Regions from separate parts of the Homo sapiens genome. Here all the other regions are linked to region 3. A link is a contact called in ENCODE Hi-C or POLR2A ChIA-PET data. All regions are on one chromosome and are shown on one strand. The core of a region is the stretch at or near the end of the contact, and the rest is flanking DNA. Distances in the headings are between cores, read along the strand shown. Region 1 overlaps STK24 (serine/threonine kinase 24). Region 2 overlaps FARP1 (FERM, ARH/RhoGEF and pleckstrin domain protein 1). Region 3 overlaps FARP1 (FERM, ARH/RhoGEF and pleckstrin domain protein 1). Region 4 overlaps FARP1 (FERM, ARH/RhoGEF and pleckstrin domain protein 1).

Evidence for each region. Hi-C counts contacts between places; a loop is a spot of excess contacts on that map. ChIA-PET counts read pairs that join two places held with the same protein, here RNA polymerase II (POLR2A). Pooled maps may share reads with other maps.
Region 1: a map of gastrocnemius medialis shows a loop between it and region 3 (4-fold over the local background). The contact joins two enhancer-like sites. A Hi-C loop is called at or near these places in 1 of 168 maps with a recorded cell type or tissue (gastrocnemius medialis) and 1 of 50 pooled maps. POLR2A ChIA-PET finds 5 or more read pairs at or near these places in 3 of 52 experiments (BJ, PC-9 and naive thymus-derived CD4-positive, alpha-beta T cell).
Region 2: a map of chondrocyte shows a loop between it and region 3 (2.4-fold over the local background). The contact joins two enhancer-like sites. A Hi-C loop is called at or near these places in 1 of 168 maps with a recorded cell type or tissue (chondrocyte). POLR2A ChIA-PET finds 5 or more read pairs at or near these places in 5 of 52 experiments (AG04450, Caco-2, HepG2 and 2 more).
Region 4: a loop to region 3 is called in a map of IMR-90, with 2.8 times the contacts of the local background. The contact joins two enhancer-like sites. A Hi-C loop is called at or near these places in 1 of 168 maps with a recorded cell type or tissue (IMR-90) and 2 of 50 pooled maps. POLR2A ChIA-PET finds 5 or more read pairs at or near these places in 4 of 52 experiments (CD8-positive, alpha-beta T cell, H1, PC-3 and 1 more).

The regions. Positions count from the first base shown.
Region 1 is chr13:98,482,913-98,486,112 of GRCh38, reverse strand. The region is part of intron 2 of STK24 (serine/threonine kinase 24); the gene reads left to right. Among named protein-coding and RNA genes, the nearest start is that of FARP1-AS1, 49 kb to the right of the region's middle. RefSeq lists enhancers at 856-935, 1,336-1,415, 1,476-1,645, 1,082-1,773. Within about 2 kb of position 1,497, at least 38 of the 41 ENCODE cell types and tissues checked have a DNase peak (open chromatin) inside an H3K27ac peak, as active enhancers do.
Region 2 is chr13:98,251,840-98,254,785 of GRCh38, reverse strand. All of the region lies in intron 2 of FARP1 (FERM, ARH/RhoGEF and pleckstrin domain protein 1), which reads right to left. Among named protein-coding and RNA genes, the nearest start is that of MIR3170, 45 kb to the right of the region's middle. Within about 2 kb of position 1,410, at least 6 of the 41 ENCODE cell types and tissues checked have a DNase peak (open chromatin) inside an H3K27ac peak, as active enhancers do.
Region 3 is chr13:98,369,549-98,372,596 of GRCh38, reverse strand. The region is part of intron 5 of FARP1 (FERM, ARH/RhoGEF and pleckstrin domain protein 1); the gene reads right to left. Among named protein-coding and RNA genes, the nearest start is that of FARP1-AS1, 65 kb to the left of the region's middle. Within about 2 kb of position 1,601, at least 5 of the 41 ENCODE cell types and tissues checked have a DNase peak (open chromatin) inside an H3K27ac peak, as active enhancers do; they include IMR-90, where a contact is called at or near this core.
Region 4 is chr13:98,299,738-98,302,901 of GRCh38, reverse strand. All of the region lies in intron 2 of FARP1 (FERM, ARH/RhoGEF and pleckstrin domain protein 1), which reads right to left. Among named protein-coding and RNA genes, the nearest start is that of MIR3170, 93 kb to the right of the region's middle. Within about 2 kb of position 1,526, at least 7 of the 41 ENCODE cell types and tissues checked have a DNase peak (open chromatin) inside an H3K27ac peak, as active enhancers do; they include IMR-90, where a contact is called at or near this core.

The DNA of each region.
Region 1 (3,200 bases), core at 248-2,747, 110 kb before region 3:
CGTCATCTACATTGGGTATTTCTCCTAATGCTGTCCCTCCCCTAGCCCACCACCCTCCGACAGGCCCCAGTGTGTGATGTTCCCCTCCCCGAGTCCATGTGTTCCTGTCCCTGCTCCTCTTCCGCTTCCTCCCATTTCTGTGGGAAGGAGGGGAAAGCTGCTGTCTTAGTGGCTGGCGTTGGGTGTTAGGGTCCTCCTCCATTAATGGCTGGTGCATAGAGCACAGGAAGAGAGCCCCAGAAGTGCCAGGCGGTGGTGCAGCTGCTGCCTGTGTCTAGCGGGCTCCATCCGGTCCCCCGGGCCGACCTTCAGCGGCTGGAATGCTTGCAAACCTGAAACCGCCTTCGCAAAATGATGACTGAGACTAAAGAGATCGAACTTAACTGACTCCATCTTTCTAACCTCCAAGCTGTCCTTGTTCATTCCTGGGCACAGGCTGACTTAACTTTGGGAGAAACTTACAGTTTAAACAAAGGCGGTAACAGCCCTTTGCCAAAGCAGACCTCCTTCTTGCCTGGGGACTAGATTGCTTTTGTAGGACTAACATTAGCCACAAGATTAGAAATTATGGCTTAGGAGTCAGGCAGCTTGGGGCTACAAGATTCTGAGCCTCTCTAAACTGCTCCTAAGATCAGTGCCTGAGATATTTTGCAGGCCCTGCACTTGATGGATCAGCTGGCCCCACTCAGATCAATAAACTGGTTCATCTGATCTTGTGGCCCCCACCCAGGAACTGACTGAGCACAAGAAGACAGCTTTGATTCCCCGTGATTTCATCTCTTACCAATCAGCACTTCTGGCTCACTGGCTTCCCCTACCCCACCAGCTTATCCTTAAAAATTCTCCCCGAATGCTCGGAGAGACTGATTTCAGTAATAATAAAACTCTGGTCTCCTGCACAGCTGGCTCTGCGTGAATTACTCTTTCTCAACTGCAGTTCCCCTGTCTTGATGAGTCGGCTCTGTCTAGGCAGCGGGCAAGGTGAACCCACTGGGCGGTGACACACCCAATGAGGTTGAAAAGCAGGTTCCACCCAGAGTGGAGCTTTTCCTGATGCAATATCCCACCCCCTGGTTGTTGGTGCTGGTGTGTGAGTCACAGGCCCAGCCCGGGTATTTGAGACGCAGTGACCTCAATAAGGACTTGAGCTGGTTTCCTGAGTGCCCTCTGGTGAGCCTTGTGTCTGGGTAGCCTTGCCACCCAGCGCGTCTGCTACCAGGAATGAGTTGGAGGGAAGCGGGAAGGCTGTGTTATTTCTCCATCTTCCTCTCCAGGAAGGAGGCGGCCTTGGTCCTGAGGCGGGGTTTGCTCTGGGTAGAGAGCTCTGGATGTTCTGTTGTTGCTTGCACGTCCCCAGAAGGATCAGGGCGACACAGAAAACTTGGTTGAGGTGTCTTGCTAGGGCTCCTTAAAAGGAGAAGGTAGCCAGGTGAAACTTATCTTGTTTGCTTGGCAAGTGGTGACGTACCTTCGTGGTCAGATTGAGAGAGCAGCGAACTGAGGAGGGCGGAGCTTTGGAAGTGCAGAAGGACGAGGGGGTGGTCACTTGTGCCTTGCTGCTCCAGGAAGCTGCCTGGTGACCCTCAGTCCCCTAAGTCAGCAAAAGATTGTTTCCCAGGGTGTCATATTGCACAGCTGGCTACAGTGGGAGAAGAGGCGGGGAGATTACCTCCCTGCTGGGAGCTCCCCTTGCTGTGAGCAGACTTAATGCCCAGAAAATAGAAGGGATGGGAGCCAGTGAAACCAGTTAAACAGCAGCTGTTAAAAAGGGAGTGGGAGTAGAAACGTCAGAGTTCCCAGCTCTCTTAGGGAAAAGCGATTTAGATTTCCTTTGCCATCTAGAAAGATACTGGTGTTTTCCTGGAAGAGCTTACTGTGGCATACCCATTCCCCAGGAGCAAGCATTGTGGAAGCCTGCAGGCGAGCGTGTGTGTGAGATGAAGGTGTGCTGAAGGACACTCTTGATGATGGAAGCTTCCCTGAAATCAGAACCTGGGATCACCAAGCCTCCTCAAGGCAGGTGCCCGTGACTGGATGGTTATTGAATGAGCGACATGCCTGTCCCTCTGAGTTGGGTGTCAGACACATCATTCGAGGTTTCCGCACTTGTCCGGTCAAGACTGAAGTTGTCTTTATTATCTTAGCAGTCAAGGGCATTTAAACGCTTGAAAAGCATTCAACATACATTAAAACTTGGGCTGTTTATTTGGACTGTCTTAGAATCAACTCCAGATGGCAGGATTTAGTTTGAATTGTGAGAGGAATGTATTTTATAAATGCAGTGCATCTTACCGTTAGCGCCTCCCTAGAGTCAACACGAGTTACTCTTCCTTGGTCACAGGGTCCACAGTTAACATTTACTGAGCTCGAGCACACCAGCGCTGTCCCTGAGCACTTGAGTTTGCTGTTAAGTGGAAAATGCAGAGAAGTAAACCTGAAATGAAAATCAGAGCAATAGATAATAAAAGTAAAGTTTGCCCAGGGCGTGGGGAGGGAAGACAAGTGAAGCATTTTCCTGACTTGCGGAACCTCCAAAAGCAAAAAGGCCTGGGAAGTTGGGGCGTGTTCTCAAAGGGTGAGCTCACTTGGAGTCAGCGCAGTGAGACCTGGAGTCAGGGGCGAACTGAGGGGTCTTCCTTGGGTGTTCTAAGAGCCGGACTCAGTGCTCTCCCAAAGGGACCAAAGAGCCTTAAAAAAGGTTTCTTCTTTTTTTTTCCTCCATGTGTGCAAAAGCCACCACCGAGTCCTGAGTCAGCAGCGGAGCAGGCTGACGTCTGAACCCCGTGAACCCACTGTGAACCCAAACTCTGGCGGTGGCGTCCCGTGCCAGCCATGGGTTCTTGGCTGCTCGCCGTGGCCAGGCTCTTGGCCAAGGCCTCGTGCAGAAGCTCAGGAGACAGCTGCCCGGGCCCCTAGGTCGTGAAGTGGGAGTCGGGATCCAGACCCTGCCCAGGCTGCCCCGTGCCCTGCACTGCCTGGCTCCCCAAGGAGGGCGGACAGGTTTGCGGGCTTGTTTTCCAGGGAGTAGCACTTTGGGATTTGTGGTTTTAAAAAGAGAACTCTGCAAGTCATGAGGGCTGAGTAGCTTGAAGAGAGACCACAGGGAAGGCAGGCGCAGAGCTGGGGACTGTGAGAGCCGGGGCCTTGAGAGGACACAGACATGCATGTTAGGACAGACCTGCTTTTCTGGAAAGCTCCCT
Region 2 (2,946 bases), core at 161-2,660, 120 kb after region 3:
TTATAGCATCATGGACATTCTCTAGACAGTCAGTCTGTTGAAAAGAAATTAATCCCAGCAGTGAGCTCAGATCCTGAATTCTCAGCAGTTTCTTGTGAATTCATGGCTAGGCTATTTCTGCTGAGGCTGAATCTGAATGTGTAAACAGCTGGCCAGGCTACACCGCCATGCATTTGGCTTAAATCACATTCTGCACCTACAGCAACACAGGCAGAAGGATACACTTCTCATCAGTAGACTCTCCACAAATACAACAGACACAATTCTTCGTGCTCATGATCACTGGGATAGAATACCCACTTTTTATTGAGCACCTACTAGATGCCCAAAACTGTCTGATCATTTTACATGTGTTATCTAGTCATTTTGCAGGCACCATTATTAACACACAAGGAGAGAGATACTATTCTCATCCACACTTTACAGATGATATAACTGGCACTCACTAAAGTTAAGAAATTTGTTCAGAATCCCATAGTTTTTAAGAGCGGAGCTAAGAATTAAACTGTCATCTCTCTTCAACTTCAACCTCAAAATCCAAAAATGACACAAACACCAATAATGGCATGTATTAGTGCATCATTATGAGATGAGTATTTGGGAACAAGTGAGGAGAACACTTAGTACTTTTCAGGGACACCCACACACTACCGACTGCCCGCTCAGATTATCACTTTGCCCGGAAACTCAGAGGTCCCATAATGATGGGCAAATGAGTTGGGGTGGTCTCAGAACCCTGAAATGATCACATGCATCAGAAGTACAGAGTGGTATTTTCAAAGCTGTATATAACTATGCGATGAGCCCCACTTTGTGTTATGAAGAGCCAAAACTGCCCATCAGTTTGTTCCAAACCCCACATGGAAAGCATGCATGAAAACTGTCATACACACACAAACAAGACAGTGGATTCTGACCTCAAACCCAGAAATTCTGCCTCCACCCAGGGCGCTCTTCATTACAGCAAACCTAAAACTAACCACATGGCCCAGTTTCCATGAAATGTTTGCTATGAACTGATGCAGCAACTATAAAATAAAAGGCCAAGAGCAGAGCACATCTGGCTGGAAACATCTGGGCTGGAAACCGAGCTCAACGATGACTTAGCGGTGCGACCTTGGATGAACGCAGCAAAGCCCACAGCAGTCTACACTTCCTACTTTGTAAGTGATGTGTTGTTATAAATACATCATCTCGCTTAATCCTCACAACCACCTTTTGAGGTGGAGACCATCATCCTCATTTCACAAATGGTGAAACCCAGGCCATAGTTTAAAAGTGGCAGAGGCAGGCAGGGTCCAAATCCAGTTTTTGTCTCACATCAAAGTCTTTGATCTGAGTCTCAGTTTCTTCACTGATAAGCCAGATTGGGATATCTGACTCATGCGGTTGCTATGGGCATTTCCTGCGAGAGCATCAGGAAAATCCTCTGCAACAGCACTCAGTCAACGGCAGCTACTGAGACTTTTATTACCAATCACTGGCGTCATCTTCTGCAGCCCCAGCAGTGGGTTAAGAGAAATAAAAGGCTAAACTCAGGACTACTTGCCAACAAGCATTTAACAGCATTCCTTAATGCTTCAGATTAATTTTCATCTCCCTCAACACCCTTTTTAAAGATCAGAAACTTAACATTTTTCCTTGCTGGACAAACTTGGCTTGAACATTGCTTTCGTCGCAGACTAAATCAACATACAGCTATTAATGCACCACACTCCCTACTTTGAGTATGGGTGCCACCAAGGTTCTCTCCAACCTTTGGAATTCTACGCAGTCATAGCTAAGTAGCTAGTTTTGTTTTGATAAAAGCTACTTTAAAATCTCAGGGGCCTATGCTTGCCAAAATCAAGTTGAAAAATGTTGGTGTCAAACAATTTGGAAGTATTTTTCTAAAAATAACACCCTGAGAATCTGAGGCAGATATATTTTCCTCTGAAGTATACATGATCACCGGGGCTCACTGGGTCGCTGACTTGAATGTTAGAGCAGGATAATAGATAATCTTCCTTAAAGAACAACACTGGACACTTTCTTTGACATTGACTTACATCCAATTTCAGGTCCTGGGAAGGCACAGGCAACTAAGTGGGTGGGTATTAAAGACAAAGGTCTTCAATAAATGTTTAAAGAACACAGTACAGAGATACCTGGCATTTTGGAGGGCACATTCTACAGCAGCCTGTGAGAGGAAATCTCAGCATTTGGTAGCATCCATGAGGGTCAAGCCAGACCATCTGCCACCAGGGCACTCCTGTCCATTAGCTGGGCCATTGTTGGCTTGTCTTTGAGGTACAAGTCAAAGTAATGTGAAAAAGTCATCTTCACTCTGTGTTGGGGTCGGTTTTAATTTTAATAAATGAAAATATGCAGGTAATGAACGTTCTATTGAACCTACCCAAGAACATGAATGTGAACCTGACAAGAGCCACGCTGAAGTCTTAAAGTTATTGAGTCACATCACATGCACTGATATTCTTTTAGTCTTATGAGTCTCACATTGAATAGTCAGGAAGTCTGAACAGTCAAAATGCAAATGGGCATTTTGAAAAATTCATCTGATAATAAAGTCATTATAACTCTAATCTCCTAATATGCTAATATAATACATATTATTAACATTGTTGTTAAATACATATATAGGTGGGCACGGTGGCTCACGCCTGTAATCCCAGCACTTTGGGAGGCCGAAGAGGGCAGATCACTTGAAGTCAGGAGTTTGAGACCAGGTTGGCCAACATAGTGAAACCCTGTCTCTACTAAAAATACAAAAAATAACCGGGCATGGTGGCAGGATCCTGCAATCCCAGCTCTTCAGGAGGCTGACGCAGGAGAATCGCTTGGACCCAGGAGGCGGAGACTGCATTGAGCCAAGATTGCGTCACTGCACACCCTGGGCAACAGAGTGAATGAGACACCATCTCAAAATACACACATACATACATACAT
Region 3 (3,048 bases), core at 352-2,851:
CCTGCAGTCTAAGAGAACACTTCAGTAGGGCGTGCAGGGCGCAGAGCAGCATGTTCTGATAGGGTCCCCTCACCTATAAGAACACAGGCAAGTAGAAGCTGGATCCAACTGAAGACGGGATGCCCAGAGAGAAGGGGAAGAACAAAGGGTGGCTAAACATGGCACAAGGAAAGTGATTCCAAGCCACACGATAAGAAAAACTGAGATCATGTGGCAGGGTGCAGCGACTCAGGCCTGTAATGCCAGCACTTTGGGAGGCCAAGACAGGCAGATCATGAGGTCAGGAGTTCGAGACCAGCCTGGCCAATATGGTGAAACCCCGTCTCTACTAAAAATACAAAAATTAGCTGGGTGTGGTGGCACGTGCCTGTAGTCTCAGCTACTTGGGAGGCTGATGCAGAAGAATCGCTTGAACCTACGAGGCGGAGGTTGCAGTGAGCCAAGATCGTGCCATTGCACTCCAGCCTGGGCGACAGAGCGAGACTCCATCGCCAAAAAAAAAAAAAAAAAAAAAAGAAAAACTGGGATCATCTTTTCCAAAGACCCTCACTCGTTGTTTTGAGGCTGCACCCAGGAGTCAATACGCTTCTCCTTCTAGGTGTCTGGGTGCTGCTGTCAATAGGATGGCATTCCACCTGCAGTTCAATAAATAGAAAGGAATCCAGCTTCTTGTTTAACAAAAGAGTGCAATTTAATCTCCTATCTATATCAATGGGAAGCTGAAAGAGCTATTCCTGGAGGCCCAAAGCATTAACTACAGAGCTAGAGTCACTTATGCTTTGCTGAACCACAGGCCAGTTTCTCCGTCTGTCCCACTTCTGTGTATGCGTCCCTCCCCACAAAGCACAGCTGACATGGAGCTTCTCCCAGCATCCCCTCATTCACCATCTGCCAAAGAACAGCACCTGAAATCTCAATAGTCAGTCCATTTTTGCTTCTACAGGAATTTGAGATGCGAGAGTCCCAACACATCGGCCCCATGAGGTTCTCTATGCCTTGTACCAAGTGGGGAGTGATGGAGAGATGATAAAAAAAAAAGTAGGAATTTCAGATCAATTTTATTCAACAATGAGCCAAAAGAACTGTCTCCTTGGAAAAGACTTCTTAAATGTCAGTTCACACTGGGTGCCAGAAAACAAAAACAACAAAAACCTGCTCCGTCCAGCTGAGCTCGTGTAACTTTAGGAATTTATCAGCACTGACAGAGGAGCTGGCAATGTACCAGGCACATGCGGCTCGATGGTAACCAGCTGTATGGAGTTTCAGAGCAAGGGCCAGAATGGTAGCCAACTGCAAACCTCTAGAGACGATTCACAAAAATTGAAAAGGTGCAAAACTATTGGCAAAACAGAATTTTTAATGAAAAAAAAAAAAAAAACGGGGGGCGGGGGTGAGGGGATACAGGATTTGTGCCTCCAACTTCCTGAGCAAGAAAGAGCCCTGGTGATTCACATGAGGAAAAGGCACGCTACCGATGCTACTTATTCCAAACACAACTACATTCCTCCAACAGCTGGACTTGCCCTTAGATTTATTTCAGCACGCAGAGCTCAGGGCAATGCAGTTTCCAACGACAGGAAAACCAGCCTGAGAAACCAAGACCCAGCAGCCCCAGCGAAAGGCCCTCCTGTCATCAGCCAGCCCTCAGTCCTGTGCAGACCCGGCTTAGCAGCTCGGGCTGTCCCTCCTATGCAGGTAGCTCCCAGAAGGCTGCTGCTTTCTGCCAATTCCTGGCTGCCTTTGCCTTCTTCGCTGATTTGAGGGTTCTAAGTGGACGTGGATGATTAGCAGCACAAACGTTCAGAAAACACAAAGCAGTGGGAAGTCTTTGTCACTGTCTCCCTGGAGCTGCACATTCCTGTATCTGATGTCCTTCCTGCTGCTGCTGTGGTCATGGGACAGCTAACAGGTATCTCAAACATGACCTGGCCAGAAACACCCTGACTCTCCACTCCCCAACAGTCCTCCACTTCCCTCCATCCTTTTCTCATTTTAGTAACCCCCAACACCATCTCCCCCCCAGTCACTCAAGCCAAAAATCTAAGTGCCCCCTCTCCCTCCCTCAAAGTCCACCACCACCTCATCACCAAGACAGAGGGACCCTGCTTCCGGTACCTGTTCCAAACACAACTACTTGCCTCCATTTCTACTGCTACCTATTGGTGGCTTCTTTGCCATCACCATGTGACCGCCTCCTCACAGGATGCCCTGGGACTCTCCTTCTCCCCCTAACATCCACATGGCAGCCAATCTTTCAACACTATGTGTGTCAAGCCTCTCTCCCACCTCACCACGACGCTCCCAACACTCCTGCCATGCTGGCCCTCCTTTATGTATTTGAATGCTTGGAGCTGATTCCCGCCTTGGGCAGAGTACTGACTGCTCCATCTCTCTAGAAAGCTCTCTCAGTAAATGACTGATGGTTCCTTCTCACTTCCTCAAGAGGCATCCCAGACCCACCAGCCTGAAGTCATCACCCAGGCACCTCTATCACATCCTCCTACTTCAATTACCTAAAGAGTTCTTGCCGCTATCTGATATTATCTTGTTTATTTAATCGCTTTGTCTGTTTCCATGAGAGTATTCTTGTCTTTTCATCACTGCACTCCCAGTGCCTAGAACAATGCTTGCACACAGGGAACCCTTAATAAATATTGCTGATTACATCAGTATCTTCATCCCTTTGATAAATGATGATCAATGATGACCCAAGATACTGTGCTCTGTACTGAGAGGGATGAGGAAGGATATGATGGCCTCGGTATTAAACAGTCACTGCTTGAACACCATGTATGACAAGAATTAGGCTGGTTAAACCCAAATGTCCAACAATGATAGACTGGATTAAGAAAATGTGGCACACATACACCATGGAATACTATGCAGCCATAAAAAATGATGAGTTCATGTCCTTTGTAGGGACATGGATGAAACTGGAAATCATCATTCTCAGTAAACTATCGCAAGGACAAAAAACCAAACACCACATGTTCTCACTCATAGGTGTGAACTGAACAATGAGAACACATGGACACAGGAAGGGGAACA
Region 4 (3,164 bases), core at 277-2,776, 70 kb after region 3:
GGGGCCTGATACTCCCTGCTCTCTCTCTTGCCCAAATGGGCTTATTGCACTCACCTTAACTCTCCTCGCCCCTGGTTTCAAAGCACCCACAGCTGCAGATAAGAGCTGCTCCTGCCCCTACTCTGGTCCCAAGGGATCAATATCAACCATGCTACCTCATCGACCTCAATCTCTCAGCAAGGAGAAATGCATCCCACAACTGAGAACTAATGGCTTCCATTCTCACCCCAATGGGATCCTGAAGAAGTTCCTCTTTGCTCTTCACCTTGCCTTTCCTTGATCTCTCCAGACAACGATGTTATAGGTAAAAATTCCTCAAATGCCCAGACCTTGGTCAGTGCTAGCACCCAGGCTAGGTTGGTGCTAGGAGAGAGGGCTGCAGTGCTTTTTGCCTGAGCACGCCCAGGAAGGGTGAAGTGTGGCAAAGCTGATCTGCCCCGGACAGGGAGAAGCAGCTCTCGGAAAAAGAAAGTGACCATCTTTGGCCACTGGTGTGGGCAGGGGTGAAAAAAAAGATGAGTGTGGGAGGTTGAAAATATAGCAACTGGGGAAAATGGAGGAATGAATGTGAGCTAGAAAAGAATTTTTTGATATGGGTAAGATTACAGGCATAAGCTGGCACTTGCCATTCATGGTAGATTTTACAAAAGTGGTGGAAAGAGAGTTCATTCCACGTGTTTGCCCCATTATTCTGGAGGTTTGATTATGGCTTTCCATTAAAGAGCAGAGTTAACAGCTAACTTGGTGGCCCCTGCTTTTGTGCCAAAATGTGGCAGCTAAGTCAGCCCAATTCATGGAAAGTTCCTTTTTGCTTCCTACTTCTATGCAGGGAAGTTAATGGGTACAGAGCCAGTCTGTGTACGGGGTCAATTTTGAGGTGTGTCTACACCAAGTATTCCTTAAAAGGAATCAGGTTTCCTTAGGGGAAAAAAAAAATGATCATGAATTTTAAAGTCGACAGACAGGATGATCTGTTTTGTTTGAGAAATCCGGTCACCCGAATTAACAAGGCTGTTGCACGCATCCTCCATGCCCTGGCTTTGGCTCAGAGGACAGTCTTTACTTTCTGCTTTTTAAAGAAGTCTGAGCCATACACCACCGAGTACGTGTACACTTAAATAAACATAAAAACACTGGCTTCTTAAGGCAAGTTAAGTATCCCTCTGTGTGTTTTCAATGTACTACCATTTTGGGGACTTGATTTCCCCCCAAAAGCCCGAAAGGTTTATACGATCAAAACACCTCTTCTTTAGGTTCTATCCCCTCTAAAATATTAAATGCACAGTATTATCTAGAAAACGCTGAGCTTTCAACAATCCAAGTCCCAGGAATGTAGAAAGACATAAACAAAATGGAAAAGTAAACAAATGCCAAGCTCCTAAGTCACTGCCAGGAAAATTCTAACAGAGAGAAGAGAACGAGCCACACATTTTTAATGTGGCTCAGAAAACCCACACCTCCGCAGAAGGCTTGACTTCAGGCTTCTCTCACTTGCCAGCAACCTCATACAATAGAAGCTCTGTTTCTGCCAAGCAGACCTGTCTGACTTCTCCACCTCTTCACCTACAGAACTTTCAGATGGTAAACAGACGTGGAAAGTGACACGTGGACCAGAGAAAGCCCTACAAGTCCAACAGAGAGAAAGAAAAAAGTGCATTAAAGTGGCCAGGAGCTGGTCAATGTACTTGCCCAGGGCTCCTCCAGGTGGGGGCTGGCATGAGCTCTGCATTACTGACATTTGAGCAGGTGTTCCTTTGTTGGGGGCAGGGTGGACTGTCCTATGCCTTGTAGGATGATCAGCAGTGCCTTGGCCTCTTTCCTCAAGATGCCATTAGATGACAACCAAAGCAGTCTCTGGACCCAGCTCGATGTCCCCTGGATGGCGCAATGGCCCCAAGTTGATGACAGCTGGTCTGGACCAACAACAGGATCACCAATTCCAGGGTTGGAGAGACCTGAGAGATCATCCAGGCAGGGGCTTTGTCATTTGGGATGCATTAATGGAGTCCCTTAAAGGGTAACTCTCCAAGGCCATGGAGCCCCCAAGTCGGCAGCAGCACAGAAGACAGAAGCCTCAGTGCCTGACCAGGCCAACATTTTTGGAGAAGTCTATTTTCAAAGAAAACTGGACATTAAGTGCCCCATATATATTTGAAACCATCATTTGGTAAAGCAAGTAATATTCATAATGCTGTTCTTTCTATATTTTAGAAAAAAAGTACAGAGGGGACGGGGAAGGGTGGCCCTGCTGGGCGGAGCAGAGAAGTGGCTTCACCTGCAGAGATGGAAGAGCTGATGAAGCCACCGGCAAGAGGGCACAGTCAGAAGGCAAGACCCTTTTACATGTACAGAACACATTTTGTATATGTTTATAAAACTGCTGTTATATAATGTAACATTTTCCCTGGAAATCAATCCACTCAAAAAGAATACGCGGACATCCTGGGTACCAAACCAAGAGGGCTCCCAAAGCATCTGCCCAGCTCTCTTCACTGCCGGTTAGAACGATGATAGAGATGTGGTTGGATGACTGCTACCAAGGCTGAGAGAGACACGGGGTCCGTGCAAACGACAGTGGCCCAGGGCCCCAAGGAACAGTTCCCAGTGACCTCTAAGTGACTAACGTGAAAGCCTGTCGTCCCCACACTACTCGAGGCCAACCCCATAAGGCAGCATGGACGGACTGTCTTCTCACTCCAGACCTCCTAACCTAACACCAACTTTCTCTTTGCCTCAATAAATATCTTAATCTAGATACAGTGCTCTCAGGGGAAAGGGTGTGGCCAAATTCTGTGTGTGGTTGGCTCTTGGCCTATTACTGGGACTGAGAGGGAGTGTTTTAATAAATTCTTTAAACATTATTTGGGGGAACATTAGAAACTATTCAATAGTGAGGCCAGAACAAAAGAGGAAGCTTTCAATGCTCCTGTAGCATTTCAGTCCCCCTGATTAGCTACTGATTAGCACACATACTTGAAGCAGCAGATCATCTGGGAGGCAGAAAGCATCCAAAAACATAGAAACAAAAAACTATTTTAAAATAATAAAGAGCTAGAATTAAATGTACCGATTATTAAAATAGCAGTGATTTCAGCACCACATTTTTGTCCGTGCAGTCGTGTGTTGCAGCCATATAGCTCCACTGAACAGCTTTTTGTTACTGT